Linked DNA regions of Mus musculus: region 1 is linked to region 2. The links are chromatin loops, found by intact Hi-C in ENCODE. Cell type or tissue: gastrocnemius. All regions are shown on one strand. Links, peaks and the distances in the headings refer to the core of each region. The heading gives the core; the rest is flanking DNA. Region 1 overlaps Syne2 (spectrin repeat containing, nuclear envelope 2). Region 2 overlaps Syne2 (spectrin repeat containing, nuclear envelope 2).

Region 1 (8,675 bases), core at 216-8,215, 53 kb after region 2:
GCTCTAATGCCTGATTCTTGAGTACGAACTTCGCCAATGACAATGTCACCACAAAAGGTTGGACACCACTGTGAGAGTGTTTCCACTTTTAATCCTCTAAATCTTCTTAGACTAAGGTCTATTTACAAAGATCTCTGCAAAAACAGGGACAATGCTGTATGTGTCTCTCTGTGTGTATGCATGCGTGTGTGCGTGTATGTGTGTGTAAAACAAGTGCTTACAATGTAGTCCTGGTGGACCTGGAATTTGTTAGTAGACCAGGCTGCCTTTGAACAGAGATCTTCCTGCCTCTACCTCCTGAGTGCTGGGATTGAAAGTGTACACTACTGTGCTAGGCTGATGTGGAAAAAGGGAATAGCAATCCCCCCTCCCCGACTTTTGATTCCTGTCCTCAGGAACCCCTTTCCTACCCCCCCTCAAGTCAGTCTCTCCCATTGCATGCCCTCAGAGGATGAATATCTATTTGGTTATAGATTTGCTTAAAGACTTATTGGTGAAATGACTGTCTTCTCAATCGACAGAAAGCTCCACAGAGGTAAGAAAGAGTCTGTTTTCCTCCATGACCCTACCTGAAGTTCCCAGGGTTGCTGCTCCACACTAAGATTCAGAATAAAGGGGTCACTGGGGAATTTCTCATCTTCGGGGACAACTGGAGGTGAGGGTCTTGAAGGGGCTCTCACCTTGTGATCTTGTAACTGGGCCTGCAAAGCAGCTTTGCTCTTGGCGTGTTGCAAAGGGTCAGCGGCCAGCTTTCCTTTTCCAATACTGACTAGCTCCGCCATGCCTTGAAGCAAGGTCTGCAGGCTCTTGGAGAGGAAGGGGCTGCTGAGTTCTAAGTATCTGGCTCTCAGGATTCCCCACATACTGTCAAGAACATCCTGAAAGGGAGAGAGCAGATGCCAGCCAAGAAAATAAATCAGACAAAGGACACATCTAGATTCCAGGAAGAAGACCCAAGCTCTCATGCCCACACACATACCTCCAACTTGTAGACGTCCTGGAGTAAACCATGAGGGAAACGGAGCCTCTCCCCTTCGTCTCTCAGTTTGGCGACTTGCTTCTCAGAGTTCTGCAGCTCTGCTGTATGCACATCTGCTTTCTAAGGGAGAAGCCAGACAAGAGAGAAAAGCCCTCAAGGAGTCAGGAAGCACACAGCGTGGGTAAAACAGAATCGAACACAGAAGTGCCATGGAGAACAGAAACAAACCAAGGTGACAACTTCAACTCCTACGGAAAATTTTCCAGAAGTGCCAGGGTTGTATTTGTTCCCAGCACATTCTAAGCCCATACTGAATAAGGTATATGTCTCTTAACAGCTCCTCGGCAATTCTTAAAACCGCTACACCGTTAGATTAATTAGCTTGGGACAGATGTGGTGGTGCATGCCTTTAATCCCAAATAATTTAATTCCCCTAAAATCTCAAAATAATAATAATAACAACAACAACAATAATAACAACAACAGCATGGCATGGTGGCTAAAGCAAAAGAGTTTGCCAAATACAAGACCAGCCTAGGTAGAAGAGTAAGACACTTCCCAAAAATTGAACATGAAAACCCAAAGAAGGAAATAACAGAAAAACATCCACTCATCCAGATATTTTCATGCCCCTAGAGATTAAATCCAGGAGTTCGCGCATGCTTGACAACTGTTCCGCCATGTGCTTAGCCCCAGCTCTCTCAGTCCTTGGGACACGGTGCGCCTTCCTAAGGGTGCATGCTGCTTTATTCATGGGCAACTGGTTAATTCAAAGGGCTTTGGGCCATTTACAGCTTTTATAGCAGGTACTGCTGCAGGGTCCATCCTAAAACAGTTGTGATAGATCTATCTTGGCATAACTATCCTTTCAGTGTATCTGTCTGGTCTCAGGAAGCCCATGCTGGCTTCAAGCTCTATTTAGGAGAGGATGGCCTTGAACTCTTGACTCTCCTGCTTTCACCTCCCCAGTGCTGGAATTACAGGTAAGCATGTTTGGTTTATTCAGTATTGCCGACCAAACCCCAGGCTTCATGCATGATAGGCAAATATAATACCGATTGAGCTACATCCTCTGCCTCTTATTTTACCTCTTCAGAGAGAACACAAATCCACATTTTAGAGCTGTAACAGAACATAGTAGTGGGTTCGAGATAAATGAAGGGAGCGTTGCTGAACGGAAAAACACTAATGCCTAAAACCCTCACATCAGCCGGCCTAGAAGCTGGCCTACCTGAGCTGCAGTGGAGGAGGGAAGGGCCTCAAAAATCAACACCTTTGACAGTGGTGGATATATTTTACCTTTGCCCATTGACAGGTGAAAATGAGCTCCATTGCTTTAAGATACTGAGCTTCAGGAAGTATGTGAGCTATGAGTTCGAAGGTCAACATTAATTGTTCTCATCTGAATGACCCCTTAAAGGTCACTGATGCTTGCCAACCAGGTGTGTTTTGGACACACAGCTTGATACCCAAGACTCTCTGAGGTCAGGTTTACCTGAAGCTGTTTGCTAATACTCTGCCCACTGATTTCGTTCAAAGACTGTTGCAAAGCCGTCTTCTTCTTGATGAGTTGGCTGTATAATCGCTTTACTTCATTCTGTACAGGAGAAAGGTGCATGTGAGGAAGATGAGCAATCTCACTTAGACCTCCCTCCCTTTCCATATGTAATTGGAAATTTCTGAAAAATTTAAACATTTACAGACAGAGAGCCATCCACACAATCTATCTTTGAGTTCAATCATCCCTAACCAACAGCTGACCTCCCCTCCCCCACCACCACCACGCCCCACCCCTGGATCTCAGCTATACCTAACTTCCCTTCCCCTTAGATTATTTTGAAGCAGCTACCAGACATCCAGTCATTTCTTCAGCACTCCGGAGTCCTCTCTATTAAAGGATAAAGCCCTTCTCTTGCTAGAAATACAGCAGCCTAATTCCTTCATGTTATCCAGACAAGGTGCACACTTCTAAAATTGCTTATAATTTTTCTTGTTCGTATTTCATTTGGGATATCACGGAGGGCTTCATGTCACATGCAAACCTGGACAACGTCTCCTTTAATTGGCTGGCTTCCCTACTCTCTCCCTCTCCCTCCCTCTCCCCTTCCCCTCCCCCTCTCTTGCTTCTTAGATTCGTAAGAAAACCATGAGCCATTTGCTCTGGATTTGGCTGATAGCACCACTGGGTACTGACACGGTCTTCTTCCCTTATGTCTGTTTTACTTGCATCCTAGAAGTTTTACTAGATCCAGTTTTGGGGGGAATGTGCGTGTGTGTGTGGGGCAGTTTGTGTGTGTGTGTGTTTATGATATGTGTGTGTGTGTGTGTGAGTATGATATGTGTGTGTATGATATGTATCTATCTGCATGCAGAGGCCAAAAATAGTATTTTCTTCCATCACTCTCCATCCCCATCTGCACTGACAGCCTCTTTTCTGAACCAGAAGCTCACTGTTGCCTAGGCTGGCCAGCAAGCTCCCAGAATCCACCTGTCTCTGCCCCAGCCCTGAGATTACAGACATACATGGCCATGCCTGGCTTTTGTATGGCTGCTGGGGATTTGAACTCAGGTTCCCCTGCTTTAATATTTTCGAGCAAGCACTCTTATCCACTATGCCATCTCTCCTGGCCCTTAGATTTGATATTTATGGGCCATCCCTTTGTAAATGGTGTTTTGTTTCATCACACAACTTGAGCAGCTTTCTTTCTTTTTCTTTTTCTTTTTTAAGATTTATTTATTTTATGCATATGAGTATACTGTAAATGTCTTCAGACACACCAGAAGAGGGCATCGGATCCCATTACAGATGATTGTGAGCCACCATGTGGTGGCTGGGAATTGAACTCAGGACCTCTGGAAGAGCAGTCAGTCTTAACCACTGAGCCATCTCTCCAGCCCTTGAGCAGCTTTCTAACTAGTCTGCCTCAAGACTCCCCGCTAACAATCCCCCGAGGCCCTGGACTATCACAGGATTGTTAGCCACACTTACTGATCTCTCTGGCCTAGAGCGTTAAATAAAACTCCTCTCCATGACAACCTCTAAGTAGCAAATGTAGCACAAGACACATCATGTTAGATCATCTTGACACCCTTAGCTCTGGAAGGGGGCCTCAGTTTCCAGCAGTCTCCCCTCCAAGAGCAAAGGCAGGCTTCACTATTCCCTCAGCACTTCCTGTAAGCACTGTTGGCGACTGGTGTCCACCGGAGCCAGCCCTGTGCCAGAATCGCACCTGGTAGCTGCGGCTGTGCTCAAGGCCGGCCTTCAGGGATGCGTCCCTCCAGGCAGCTCTGCTCTGCACACTCTCCAGGCTGACTGTCAGAGCATCAATACATTCTGGTAGCAACGTGGCTTCCTTGCCAGGCCAAGTCACAGCTTTCAGAAAATCATCCTTCTTGTCACCCAGAGCTAAATAAAGTTTCTTCAGCTCAAGAGCCAGTTTCTACAAGACAGAGAGGAAGGCCATGAGCTCCGCCCTCACGTGTCCTCATGCGTACTTGCAGAAAGGACAACACAGGGGTGAGAGGTGTGCCCTACCTGGAAGAACACCTGCTGGGCACATGCATCCTCTCTGAGTAACCCAGGTCTCTGCAGCAGCCCCTCCACACTGCCCAGGCACCGACTGAGGCTCAGAAAGAGTTCAAATAATCTTTTATCCAAACTGATATACGTCTCTTCCGTCATACTTCCCTAAATCGAGAGGGAAAAAAAAAAACCACATTAGGATTCCTTGCCTTCCTAAACCCGCTTTCCGCATTTCCATTAGAGTGTGCAATTTATATTATACTTTTAAAAAGAACTCGCTGCTGGTATTTGAATTATATGTATGTGTCTGTGTGTGGGTATACGCATAGAAGTGTAGGTGCCCATGGAAGCATCCGACCTTCTAGATTTCAATTCTTAATCTTTGAGAATTGCAGTTACAGAGGTTTTAAGCCACCTGATAACGGTTGCCGAGAGCTGAGAGTCAGTCAGTTCCCTCTCCTCTCCTCCGGGTCCTCCCCACTCTCCCATCCTCCCTCTCCCAGATCCAATCTTCCTCCAGTTCCCTTCAGAAGAGGGCAGGCCTCTTAGGGATATCAACCAAACGTGGCATATCAAGTTGCAGTAAGACTAGGTACATCCCCTCGTATTAAGGCTGAACGAGGCAACCCAGTAGGAGGAAAGAGGTGCCAAAAATAGGCACAAGAGTCAGAAACCCACGTCCACTGTTAGGAGTCCCACAAGAACACCAAGCTACACAGCCATAACATAAATGCACAAGATCTAGGTCAGACCCAGGCAGGCTCCCTGACTGTCGGTTTAGCGTCTGTGATAGCTTATGAGCCCTGGTTAGTTGGTTCTGTGGGCTATGCTCTCATGGTGTCCTGGACCCCAGAGCAGTACTCTTGACCTTAATTCTCCAGGTTTAGTTCCTAAAAAACTTACCATAAATTGTTTCAACTAATGTTTACTAGATGATCGATTAATTAGTGTTTTTATTAACTGGTGAACTAATCTACTTGTTCGGTGAGTTATACTGTAGAATAAAAAGTTTTTTTTTTTTTCCCTAACATTGAGAAAAGCAAGTTGAAGAATATCAAGCAAGTGAGTGTTGAATGGAATTACAAGGGACCCACCACTAGGTGAGGGTCTTCCTTAGTGTGGCCATCCAGTTGAAGCTGCAGATCTCCTCCTGCGTCCCACCTCCTCCACGTTTTTGAGGAGTTCAAACGCTATGTTCAAACCGTGATCAGCTCAGGCTGATCTTGAACCGGTGCCCCTGCCTCCCGAGTGCTGGGATAGCAGGCACGAGTTACTTCTCCTGCAGCTTCTCCTCATGTTAACATACAGACAGTGGGTTCATTAAGTATCGCTAAGAGATGGGTACTTACAAGGGAGGCGCTTGAGGGGTTAGCTAGGAAAAGAAGGCAAAGCACCCTAAAGATAGAGACAGGTGGTAGAAAGGGAAGATGGGAGGGTCAGCTATGCGTTGACTGTGGAAACTGAGGCCACTTTGATAGGTACATTTCTGAGGGGGGCCCCCAGGGGCTGAGCTGCCATGCACTGATAAGTTGGAGAGCCGCAGCTCCATTTTAGCATACGCTGTTGGAACCATGTGTTTCTTTGCTCTGAGTTCCTGCCTGTTTACAAATATGTTGGGAGTACGCGATAGCCCCTAAGTTATTAACCAGACTGCTTCCATTCAGACCCACGTGTGGCTCATTTCCTTAGGCCTTAGCTGATGGATACCTAACTTCACGCGGCACTCCATTCAGCATAAACCCACTCAAGGTTGCCTGTGCTCCTTCCCTACCCTTGCCATCCCAGAGCACTCTGCAGGCATCACTAATCAATTACCACCACCCCCACCCACCTCACTCACACACCTAGTTGACCCTGGGCCCAGATTCAGATGTCTTTGCATGCAATGCTTTAGGTAGCCACTGCAACATTTACCAGAGCTGGCAAAGGGTCAGGCGTGAAGCTCAGTGAGACAGCATTTGCCTAGAGCATGTGAAGTCCTGGGCTCAATTCCCAGCACCACACAACCAACCAAAAGTTAGCAAGTTAAAAAAAAAATACCATTTCTAACCTAAGACTCACTCCATTATGACTCTATTATTTGTTCTGTGGAGGAAATTATGACCAATGTGCATGCTGATATCATAGCATTCTTTTTTCAAAATAGTATTACAATGAGGAAAATACACAATATGTAATTTCTACCTGTGTCTGAATAGTGTTTGCTTCTTGGCGTAGCTCTTCAAGTTGGGTGGTGTAAGCTTGCAGTTCGTCAGCTGTAGGGCATCTAAAGTTATACACGCTCACACTGGGCAGAGTACTTGTAGTTAGGGCCACCTATTTGAAAAAGAGAAACCCAATTAGTGAAGGCCAAGGCTCTGCCAAAGCTGAAGCTAACATAAATGGACCTGACTGACTCAGCATGCAGCCTCCAAGCTCCCTTCTCAGGGAGCTCCTGTATCTTGTCTCCGTGAAGAGAGAGACTCAGGATCCACTTAGATACTAAGTTAGGAGGGAGTAGGGGGCGTGTAGGGAGTATATATCAGAGAAGTTGGAGAAAAGGAAATTGAGTATAAGTGAATATGATCAAAATACGTCACATGTGATCATGCATACATCATGTATGAAGTCTCAAAGATTGAGTATATTTTACTGACAAAACAGGTTGGGGTGGCAGCAGACTCTGGGGGAGGACACTGACTTCTATACATGTTTTATAGTGTTATTAACAAGAAGAAGCCAAGACAAGCCCAACCTAGAAGGTTAATTCAGCTCTGAATGGTCAAATAAGGTTCTGGGCAATAAGGAAATTCCCACCAGCTTGGCGATTAGAAAATCATGGGGACCTTGGCCCAGGCCATTGAAGTACATGGCTCACTGCTACAGCCTGATGGCCGAGAACTCTAAGGTCATGCTACTCACCCGTTCTGATTGGAGAGAACTCAACCTGAACAAGACCTACAACATCAGTGATGTGTGCCCGAGGGAATACTATTGACAGGTGCCATTGGCACAGACTGGCACATGCACATGGTAGGTCCCTCAGAATCTTCTGATGAATGGGTGGTATGCATAAACCACTCTAGTTTGTAAGGTAAAACTTAATACATGCTACTCCTTCAAAAGACCGTAACTAAGGCTCCATGGTGCCATAGGTACTACAGTAGGTATTCATGTGAACCAAGCATACGTGGATTTTCTTCTCTGACCTTCTAATGGGGAACACATATCACTACAGTTTAAATTCAGAGTGTCCCTTGTGAGCTGTTGATGTTGCTATGGAAGGTAATCTTTGAGACATGAAGTCTTTCTGGTGAATATGGGCCATTGGGTATGGGTTTTGAGGGGAACAGCATGGCCCTGCTCCTAGACCCCCTTCTTCCTGGTTACAAGCCAATACATAAGCACCTGCCACTGTAGATAAAGCTGCCCTAGCTGCCATGGCTTCTCTTTCACAGAAGACCTCCTGAAACCATGAGTCAAAGCCATCCCCCCTCCCTTAAGACGTGCTGTTCCAGCAACACACGAACTAACTCAGAGGCAGAGAGGCAAATGGGCATTGTAGCGAGCTCTAGAACCAGAGGAGGGGGCACTGCAGGAGCGTGAAGGGAGGGACGGGCCTAGGGAAGAAGCCATGAGGCTCTTTAGTTCCTGAGAATAACCCAATACATCATGCAGAGCACACAAAGTTTCTAGACGACCTTTCTGGGTTCCAGAGACAGAGATGCACACAGACCTGAGGCTCCACAAGCTGAGGTACGGAGGGATTTGGTCTTGATGTTAGTTCATGGTGAAGATACTGCCACTTGTCACCGCTCTGGGCCTGAAGTGGCAAGGTTGAATCTGATGCTGCATTCCCAGGACTAGGGACCTTGCTGCTTTTTGAGAAGGAAAAAAAATGGGGTGTGTGTGTATGTGAAAAGAAGTGACACAAAGACAATCTCATATTACATTTAGCCGATGTTCCACGCAGGATTTTAAAGTAAGCAATTCTCCCAATAATAAATATCCAAATGGGGCTGGGTGGGCCGGAAAGTTGGCTCAGAGGTTAAGAGCACTTACTGCTCTTGGGGAGGACCCAGGACCTACACACAGAAGTTCACAACCCTCTGTAAGTTCAGTTTCAGGGGATTTGATGACCTTTGCTGACTTCTGTGGATACCAGGTGCATAGGTGGTACACATATATACACAA
Region 2 (8,675 bases), core at 475-8,474:
TGTTCAGCTGTGTAACTTTCCATATGCTGAGGAGGTCACGTGACACCACAATTCCAGCTCTGGACTTCACAATAGTGTTTTACTCTCAGTAGCTCTATGAGGGGGGGAAAGCTTGCAGGCAGCTTGGGGTTTGAGTTCTGGCTTCATTAACCTCCCGCAGAAAATGCGGCTAACGGTGATACCCTCCTTCACTGGATTGGCTGGGCGGCAGGAAGGAGGTATGCATGAAAGCCATCTGGGACACTCTCTGACGAGAACAAGTGCCCAGGAATCATGGGCACGATCAGTTTCAAGGAACTATATTTTCCAAACTGCATTCTTGCAGCAGACAAAAAGTCTCCTTCAAAGCCATGCGATGATTTATTGAAAAGGCAGTAACAGAATCCGGGCGAGGCCTGGATACGGCTATAGCCCAAGGCGGACTCTCGTCTCTGTGGTTTTAGCAACGTGCCCTTCTCACCTCATCTCACCACCCTGACTGTGCAAGGAGCCCTCACAGCTATGAGAGGCTGCCCTATTCAAAAAACCTCTTACTGGAGAAGAGGCCTGGCCATGCCCACTTCCTGTGGGTAGAAACCAGCATTCAGGCTCCGTTATCATCATCTCCCTCTCTCCTGTTGCTCTTCCTCTTCCCAGGATGGCACCTTACTATGCTCCCATCAAGTAAGTACCCAAGTCCAGGCCAATAGAAGAATCACAGCTTTTTTCTTATTTCAACAAAAAGAGGTCTGGGGAGACCACCTTCTATACAAAGGGAGCTACCACACAACAAAAAGCCAAGGTATAGCCATACTTTCTTTTGCCAACCAGAAGTTAGGGATGCTACAACTCCTGGAGAAGGAGAGGAACAATTTGCTTGTCTTTCCTTGGACTGTTGTATTCACAATGGAGTGCTCGAGGCAGACCAGTGAAGGCTGGAAATACAACACACACTGAGCATCCCTAATCTAAGCATCGTAATGTTCAAACATCTACAACTTCTGAGGGCTGTCATCACATTACAAGTGAAAAATTCCGCATCAGACCTCACACCAGAAGGCACACTAAGGACCTTAGCTATGTATATAAGAAATGCCGGTGGCTTCCCAAGAGATCTCAATATGCAGATATCTCAGGATAGAAAAATGAATCCAAAGGATCTCGGCTCTCAAGTGTTTGCTGTAAACGGATACTTAGCTATGCCAGCCTCTTCCTGTGTAATCCATTCCTTTCAAATATCTACATTGGGGCTGGAGAGATGGCTCAGTGGTTAAGAGCACTGACTGCTCTTCCAGAGGTCCTGAGTTCAATTCCCAGCAACCACATGATGGCTCACAACCATCTGTAATGGGATCCGATGCCCTTTTCTGGTGTGTCTGAAAACAGTGACAGTGTACTCATATACATAAAATAAATAAATAGTTCTTTAAAAAAATTCTACATTGGATGTACTTTGTAACTCATTAATAAGCCATAGCACTAAAGTGGAACTGCTAAGATTTATCTCATATGCTAACAACTGCTCTCACATGCTAGTGACTCAGTTCATCATCTCAATGATGCCGACAGACAGGTGCTATGGCACTGTGGTCACTGTTATCCCTGATGCTGGCACAGGGGTGCTATGGTACTGCTGTCCTCCCATTGGACAGAGGAGGAAATGAAGGCTCACAGGCTAAATAACCAGCTCAGTCACCTGGATCATTAGCAGGGGCAGGATTCCAACCCCGACAGTCTGGCCTCTGTGGCTTATCGCATACCTTGCACACACAGATACACATGGACTGGGGGTAGGAGATGGGCGTTGCTGCTGTCAGGGAACACGATTCAGATACAGGAGTCAATACTCGTGCTCGCAGCCAGAGCATGGGAAGAGGCTTGAAGTTGCAGATTTACAGCCAATGTTTCTCTTTCGTGGTTTTCTTTCAATACACATTTAACCATTTGCTTTGTTCTGGGTCCTATGCACACTGTGAGGATTTGGTAACTCAAAGCTGGGTCGTAAGTCCTACAGAGCTTATGCCCCTGCAACTTAGGTATCGGGTACAGTATCAGAAGTACTTAGAAATAAATACCCACTGGGGGAGGGAGTGACAGTCACCAGTTTGTCTTTTCCATTCAAACGATGGCAATGCCATATGTTAAAGACAAGAGGATAACAGAATACTTTACCCACAAAGCAACTTACTGTCCTTCTGTGAGTGGCAGGTCATCTATTGGTAACAAGTAAGCTTAAAGGCCAAGTGGAGCAAGGGAAGGCAGAGGCAGAGGGGGAGGGGAAGAGACAGACAGACAGATGGACAGATAGACAGACTGATTTACCCAGTGAGTCTAACCTGCTCTGTGGCTTAACCTCTGTCTGACACCCTCAATGCATTGGAATCAGAATGTTTCTCCAGCAATCACCTGAGAATTTATTCCAAGAATAACAGATGAATTGTTAAAGTCTCTGTAGTTCTGCTCCCCACAGACACTGTAACTCAACTGTCACCTTCACTGGTTCGGGAAGCATGTGCCCTTTGCTGATCCTGATGGCTGACCTCTATACATCAGGCCTCACTCATATGGTTCTCAAACCACTCAGACCTTCAGTTAACATCAGGAAACAAGGAAACCTAGTCAGAACGGCGTGGCATGACATGACATCAGCCACCTGGGCAGCTTGTGTGGGACCCACCTCTGCACTTGCCCATGGTTATCCAGGTAGTAGTTGTCATGCATTACCTCTGGACACATGACATATACCCAGAAGAAAAGAAGTCTGGTCTCCTGAGCTGAATTCCAGGACTGATGACCAAAACTGTACTGTTGGGTGCAAAGGAGAAGCCATGCATCCCAAAAGACATTTTTTTCCCCCTATGAAACCAAACAAAATTAGGGTCATGCCTAAGAGCAGCTGTAGAATAGAAGAGTTCTATGACAGGAATCTTGGGTAGAGAGATACAGGGCATGATCAAGGTGAATAAAGTTTTTCTTTCATCTTAACTAGAGGTGGCTCAGAATATAACACTGAAGAACACAGCTCTCCTTCAAGAACCGTCAAAACGAAGGTGACTTGGTGATCATTGCATATAGCAAGCAGAAGCCTTGCTATGTATATGAGAGGCTTTAAATAGCAAATGCATATTTCTGGAATAATTCATGTTCATGCACATGGAGTAATATACCTTTCAGCTCTGTTCTAATGGCAAACAGTATACGGTATGCAAATTATAAAAGCCCAGGTAGGTGTAAGTTAAACGATGCCTCTGTCAATGTGGACAGCGTAACAAAATTAGTAAGGAGAACTAAAACGGTCAATAGTATCCAAACCTGGACCCAAGGAAATACTTAAACCTATAGGCAGTTGTCAGTTGCTGAACGTAATGTACCAAGCTTGTACAATTTTATCCTTTTAAAGAGCTTAATATCTTCATAGTAAAATCATTAATTTCCACGCCCTGATTTGAGGGCACAGACAGGATAGCACATTTTGGAGCCAATTGCTGCTTTGGAGCATTTTTGATGCTGGGAGATTTCTATTTTTCACACAGCATAATCGCATCTCTCTCTCTCTGCCTGGTTTGTCAGAGGTAGGCTGCGGACACCACAAGCATGCTGACGCCAGAGAGAACCCATCCCCCGATGGCTGAGTGCACACACTCCGCAGCCACCATCTCATCGGTGATCTCTATTGTAACCAAAACGAGTGAGCCAGACAGCAAGACACACAGAGATAGCAGGGGCCACCTGGGTCACGGGTGCAGCTGCCGCTGACATGGCACTTACTGTTTATGAGAAAAAACCATTCCTTAGGTTTCAGCGGACGCTCCAAGTTCCCGGCTGCACCTCCACCTCCTGGCCAGGCGGCCCCTCCCCCTGCCCAGCCTGCTCTCTTCATTCACTGGCTCAGCATCTTCCAACCAGGCCCTCCGCAAGGCTCCCCATCGGCCGCGGCAGCGGCACCACCCCAGTTGGCTCCTGGGCACAGGGTAATGCCGGCAAGGAAGGAAGACACCTTTTTCTATGCTCCGCAATTTTTAATCTGTTTTTCCCCTTGCAATAAAGAAACCATGTCTCTCCAGCTCTTTGCTCTCACACACACAGCCTTTGTTCTGACGCTACAGGATTGCAAGGCTGAGGGGAGAAAGTCCCAGCGTTATCTTGGCACCGTGTTATTTATGAAGTGCTATAAAGCCAGGGAGGAAACATTTAGATTGGGAACATGGGAGAAAAGAGATTTCTGGTTTATAATTTCTCCGTGTCACGTTTACAAGCAGCAGTGAAACCTGAAGCCCGAGCTTCAGGTGGGGGTGGGGGTGAGGGTGGGGGGTGGAGGGTGATTTGCTCAGGTCCTGAGGAGACGTTTCCCTAAGGAGCTTTCCTCTTGCCTAAGAACTGGAGCCCTGCCTGAGAAGGCCAGAGTTCATCTTACACTATCCCACTGACGGTTGCACAGGGAGGGACTCCACCTTGCAGTACAAATGGGCCTCAAGATAGAGGAGATTTCAGTTTCTCCCTTCTGGGTTTTCTAAAATGTAGGAAGACGGAAATCCTTCTTTCTCCTATGGCAATGTCTTGGGCTTGTTTCTTTTCCTATTTTGAGACTTTAGCTCCTGTGTTCCTACAACCCACGACTTAACCATTACTCTATTTCACACCTGTGAGATGACGATGACATGACGACGACAATGTAAGCCTTCTATACCAGTGGAACAAGGTGTGCAGGCTTGGCAACATTTTTCCCTAAAACGTGGCACCTGGTTTACTCGCTGCCACAAGCTGAGCTGCTCCTGTGACCTCTGAGTGGGAGACTCTGGCGCTCATTCCCTGACCAAGCACATCCGGGCAATTGCTTCCCATTAGTTGGCTGCATTCCCCTTGGGGAAGCCCTCAACTCCCAGAAGGCACTTCTGCTCCGGAGGGGGAATAGTTGGATTGACAGGAAGGAAAGTAGAACTGGGCAGGGCCACCTCCAGCAGTTCCTTCTCTATACCCAGTGACCTCTATACCCTTCCCGGCACCTGTGCTGGTTGGAGAAAGACAGCTTCCTGACCGGAAGCACTGTTTGGCCTCTCACAGTGACCTTGGGAAGATACAGCTAAGAGGAAGGCCATGAAAAGGGTTAGCCCATTCTACATGGGATGAAAACCATCCATAACCCACGGTTGCCGGGGTAAAACCTGCTGAGCTTAGATGTCATTTTACTTGCTATCAGCATACACGAGACGGGGTTCTCACATTGGTAGAGGGAATGTGAAAAGTATGTTTAATTTCTTTTGCTGTCTTTCCCGGGAGACATGATACTTCTGAATGCACAAGAGCCATCCAGTGTCAACAGGAAGGGACAAGCCTTTGGTTACATGCTACCATCTAGCTGAAGTCTCTCCTTCATACACTAGCATAGGATACTAAGCCCACTCATGATGGTACCATTGAGGAGTATACTCAAGCCAATAGTAGCATTTTCCTTAGAAACTGTAGATAAGCGAAATGAAAGCGATCACTAACGATCCCCTCTCGAAGGAGATTACCAGTGTTAAGTCTTCCAAAGGAGCTTTCAGGGACTAGAAATATCCATTGGATCATTCACCCACACTGATAGAAATAGTCTTTAAAAATGGTCCCAACCCTAGGGCTTAAAAGACAGCTCCGTTGGTAAATTGTCTGTCACACAAGCAAGAATGAGGGTCTGTGTTCAGATCCCCAGCTCCTACATAAGAGCTGAGCATGGTCTTGTTCATACGTGTAACCCTAGCCTGGGGATGGGGGTGTGGAGGCAAGAAGACAGGTGCATTGCAAGATCTCATTGGCTAGCCATCTAGTCAATCCACGAACTTGGGGCTCAGTGAGAGACTTTGCCTCAAAATATAAAGAGGGGATCTATCAAGGAAAGATACCTGATGTCTACCATGGGTACCCTCACCCCAGATCTTATGAAATGGCTCAGCCAAGATATGCACTACACCCTCCCCAACCCCCACTGACTAAACATTAAGACACAGGGTGACCTGTGCTCACAGTTCCTGCTTCACACAACAGAAGGTGCCAAATCCTCCCTGACTCTACGTCCACTGAAGTCTAATTGAGAAGGCCCTCTTGGAGCCATGGTCCCTGTTGGCTGAAAATGTTAATTTCTGTCCATCTCCCATGTTCTCATGTAACTCCCTCCCTCTTAGAGGACAGTACATACTGATGGCTCTGAGAAAAAAAAAAAAAAAAAAAAAAAAAAAAAGAACTCGGTTGCCCTTCCTGTATTTAGGTTTTGTCAATTCACTTTTTATATACAGTGTCTAAGAAACATAAGGGGAGGAGGGTAATGACTATGGCTAACAAAGTGTATTCTTCATTTAATCTCTTGAGTGAGCAAAGAGGTATGTAACTAAAATTCCTTGTCATTGAGTCTGACTGGATTCTAGATAATTATAGCCCAGGGCCTATGTAATCTTATGTGAAGGCACCTTGGATTTTCCAGCCCTTGTCAAGGTTATCTCAAGACACATACCCTGCAGCTTCTTTGCTTTAAGGATGTTGCTGATGCTGAAGACTTTCTAAGTGGAGAAGACAGTGGTTCAAGGCTAAGACCTGTCTTCCTGTTGTGGTTATCAGACATCCTCAATGGATGCCATGGAGGTGGATGTGCGTGGATGGACCCTTAGTGGTCCTGCCACCGTCTCACCTGGATCTCAGCCTTCACAGGTACCCTGCTAAGGAGGCAGGAAGCAGGACTTGTGCATGGTCCTTCAGCATGGAGACTGAGGCTCAAGACTCATTCTCAAATCTCTGACTTGCTTCATTCCACTGCTCATATGTTCTGTGTGGTCTTCCTATCAGGAGTACCATACCAAGGCACACATCAGGAATGAAGGTCTCAGCTCCACCCATTCCCGTGGCTGGAGCAGCTCTAGACGTGGGACACCAGGGTAGGATATGATGCTTGTTGAAGCTTGAGAACCACTGTCTTCCACTACACAGTGGCTGACATCGAGTCCTAGGTTTCAGAAAAATTTTCATATAGTGCCTTGGAAAGCCAGCATCTCACAGGAGCCAGATGTGTTCTTAAGATGCTCTGTGCAGTGAGACAGACATACAGACAGACTCTAGCTCCTGTTGCAGCCCTGAGCAGAAGTTCCTGAGAGACCTCCTTCCCCTTCTCTGAAGTGCAGTTTCCCTCTCTGAAAATGAAGGCTCAGACTGATCATGTAGTATTGTTTCTAAGAGCCAAAAGAGCTGATGTGAAGAGCCTGGCTCTGCTGCCCTGCCCCCAGGAGCTTTGCTGTCTGAAATAATCAGATGAAATGTAGCTTAAAAAAAAAAAAAAACCTGGTTTTTTTTTTTTTTTGGGCGGGGGGTGGGGGGGAGAGATGGGATGGAGGTTTCCTGGAAGTGGGGGGGGGGGAGACTGGGAAAGGGGATGACATTTGAAATGTAAATAAAGAAAATATTTAATAACAAAGAAAAAGAAAGCAAGCAAGCAAGCAAGCAAGCAACCTGTTGTGGGAGCTGGAGAGATGGCTCAGTGGTTAAGAACACTGACTGTTCTTCCAGAGGTCCTGAGTTCAATTCCCAGCAACCACATGGTGGCTCACAACCATCTGTAATGGGATCTGATGCCCTTACATACATAAAATGAATAAATTAAAAAGAAAAAAAAAGAAGCCTGTTGTAATGTTGCAGTAATCATTTTGCAATTTGTTGAGAATAAACCCAGAGTAATAGTTTTTTTCTTTTTCTTTGCTTTGCTTTTTAAGCAGCAAATGAGACCTGGCTTTGTGGGCTTTAGAGTTCTGAACTCCAGGCCAAGCCTTCAACTTTAACTTAGGCTTATGGTGAAGTTTTCACAGTTCTCTACTCATTGTGTGTTTCCAACTAGAAAGGTCTACGGTGGCAGGAAGATGGCAGCTGCCTGAGTTAAGATACTGGTTGCATTCTCAGCTGTCTCTATCAGTTGGGCAAGTTATTTAACTTCAGCGCTCAGTTTTTCTTAACTACAAAATGGGATGATGGTATCAACCTTTCAGAATTACATTAAAATTACATTAAGTGAGGGCTGGAGAGATGGCTCAGCAGGTAAAGACGGTTCTTGCCAAATCTAATGACTTGAATTCTACCCCTGCGATCCACATGATAGAAGGAGACTCCCACAGGTTGTCCTCGTACCTCCATACATGTGATGTGGCACTCATTTCTGTCCCTCTCCCATAAGTAATTGTACTACAAAGGTGAAGCAACATCATACAAGGCATGAACTCAATAGGCAGCCAAGATATTTGCTGCTGTTGCCAATCACTATGTCCAAGAAGGCTGATGCACTTTTATCTCTACCAAGGAACTGGCCAGAGATGTGCAGTCAGTGAGAAGCCAGCAGCCTGCTGACATCTACACAGTGATCGCATTGAAAAACTGCATGCTACCCCCTCTCTTACATGTGAGCCAGCGGGGCTTCTCATCCCTTCCTGGGTGGCTTTTCTCCTATTCCACATCACTCCTGTTTTCTCCTGTTCCACATCGTACCTGCTTTCTCATACCAAGGGTCTCTCCCACTGCCTGCATTGGCCATCAGGAGTTCCGAACCTTCACTCAGGACCATCTGGGTGGCAGGTCTTTCCTTTTCTCCACCCTCTACTCTCAGAAGACAGACTCTCCATGTGCTTGGCTCTACTGCTGACAGACATGCGCTCTCATTAACGTAATTGGCTCCTCTCACTTCCTGTCTG

The links. Peaks named below come from ENCODE experiments on the same cell type or tissue, not always from the same donor. Only the 100,000 strongest peaks of a DNase experiment are listed, where the experiment ranks them.
Region 1: a loop joins it to region 2, with 2.2 times the contacts of the local background. A loop is called at or near these places in 2 of 42 quality-filtered maps.

The regions. Positions count from the first base shown.
Region 1 is chr12:76,023,700-76,032,374 of GRCm38, reverse strand. It overlaps Syne2 (spectrin repeat containing, nuclear envelope 2), which reads right to left. Exons shown (of 116, transcript NM_001005510.2): 70 at 8,218-8,359; 71 at 6,687-6,818; 72 at 4,515-4,667; 73 at 4,210-4,419; 74 at 2,475-2,576; 75 at 980-1,099; 76 at 681-878. Among named protein-coding and RNA genes, the nearest start is that of Mir5101, 120 kb to the right of the region's middle. In gastrocnemius, for the core only: no CTCF peak of the experiment used is centred there; no DNase peak of the experiment used is centred there.
Region 2 is chr12:76,077,056-76,085,730 of GRCm38, reverse strand. The region is part of intron 99 of Syne2 (spectrin repeat containing, nuclear envelope 2); the gene reads right to left. Among named protein-coding and RNA genes, the nearest start is that of Esr2, 96 kb to the left of the region's middle. In gastrocnemius, for the core only: no CTCF peak of the experiment used is centred there; DNase peaks (open chromatin) are centred at 3,849, 4,352 and 4,761; H3K4me3 peaks cover 1,144 bases; H3K27ac peaks cover 1,415 bases.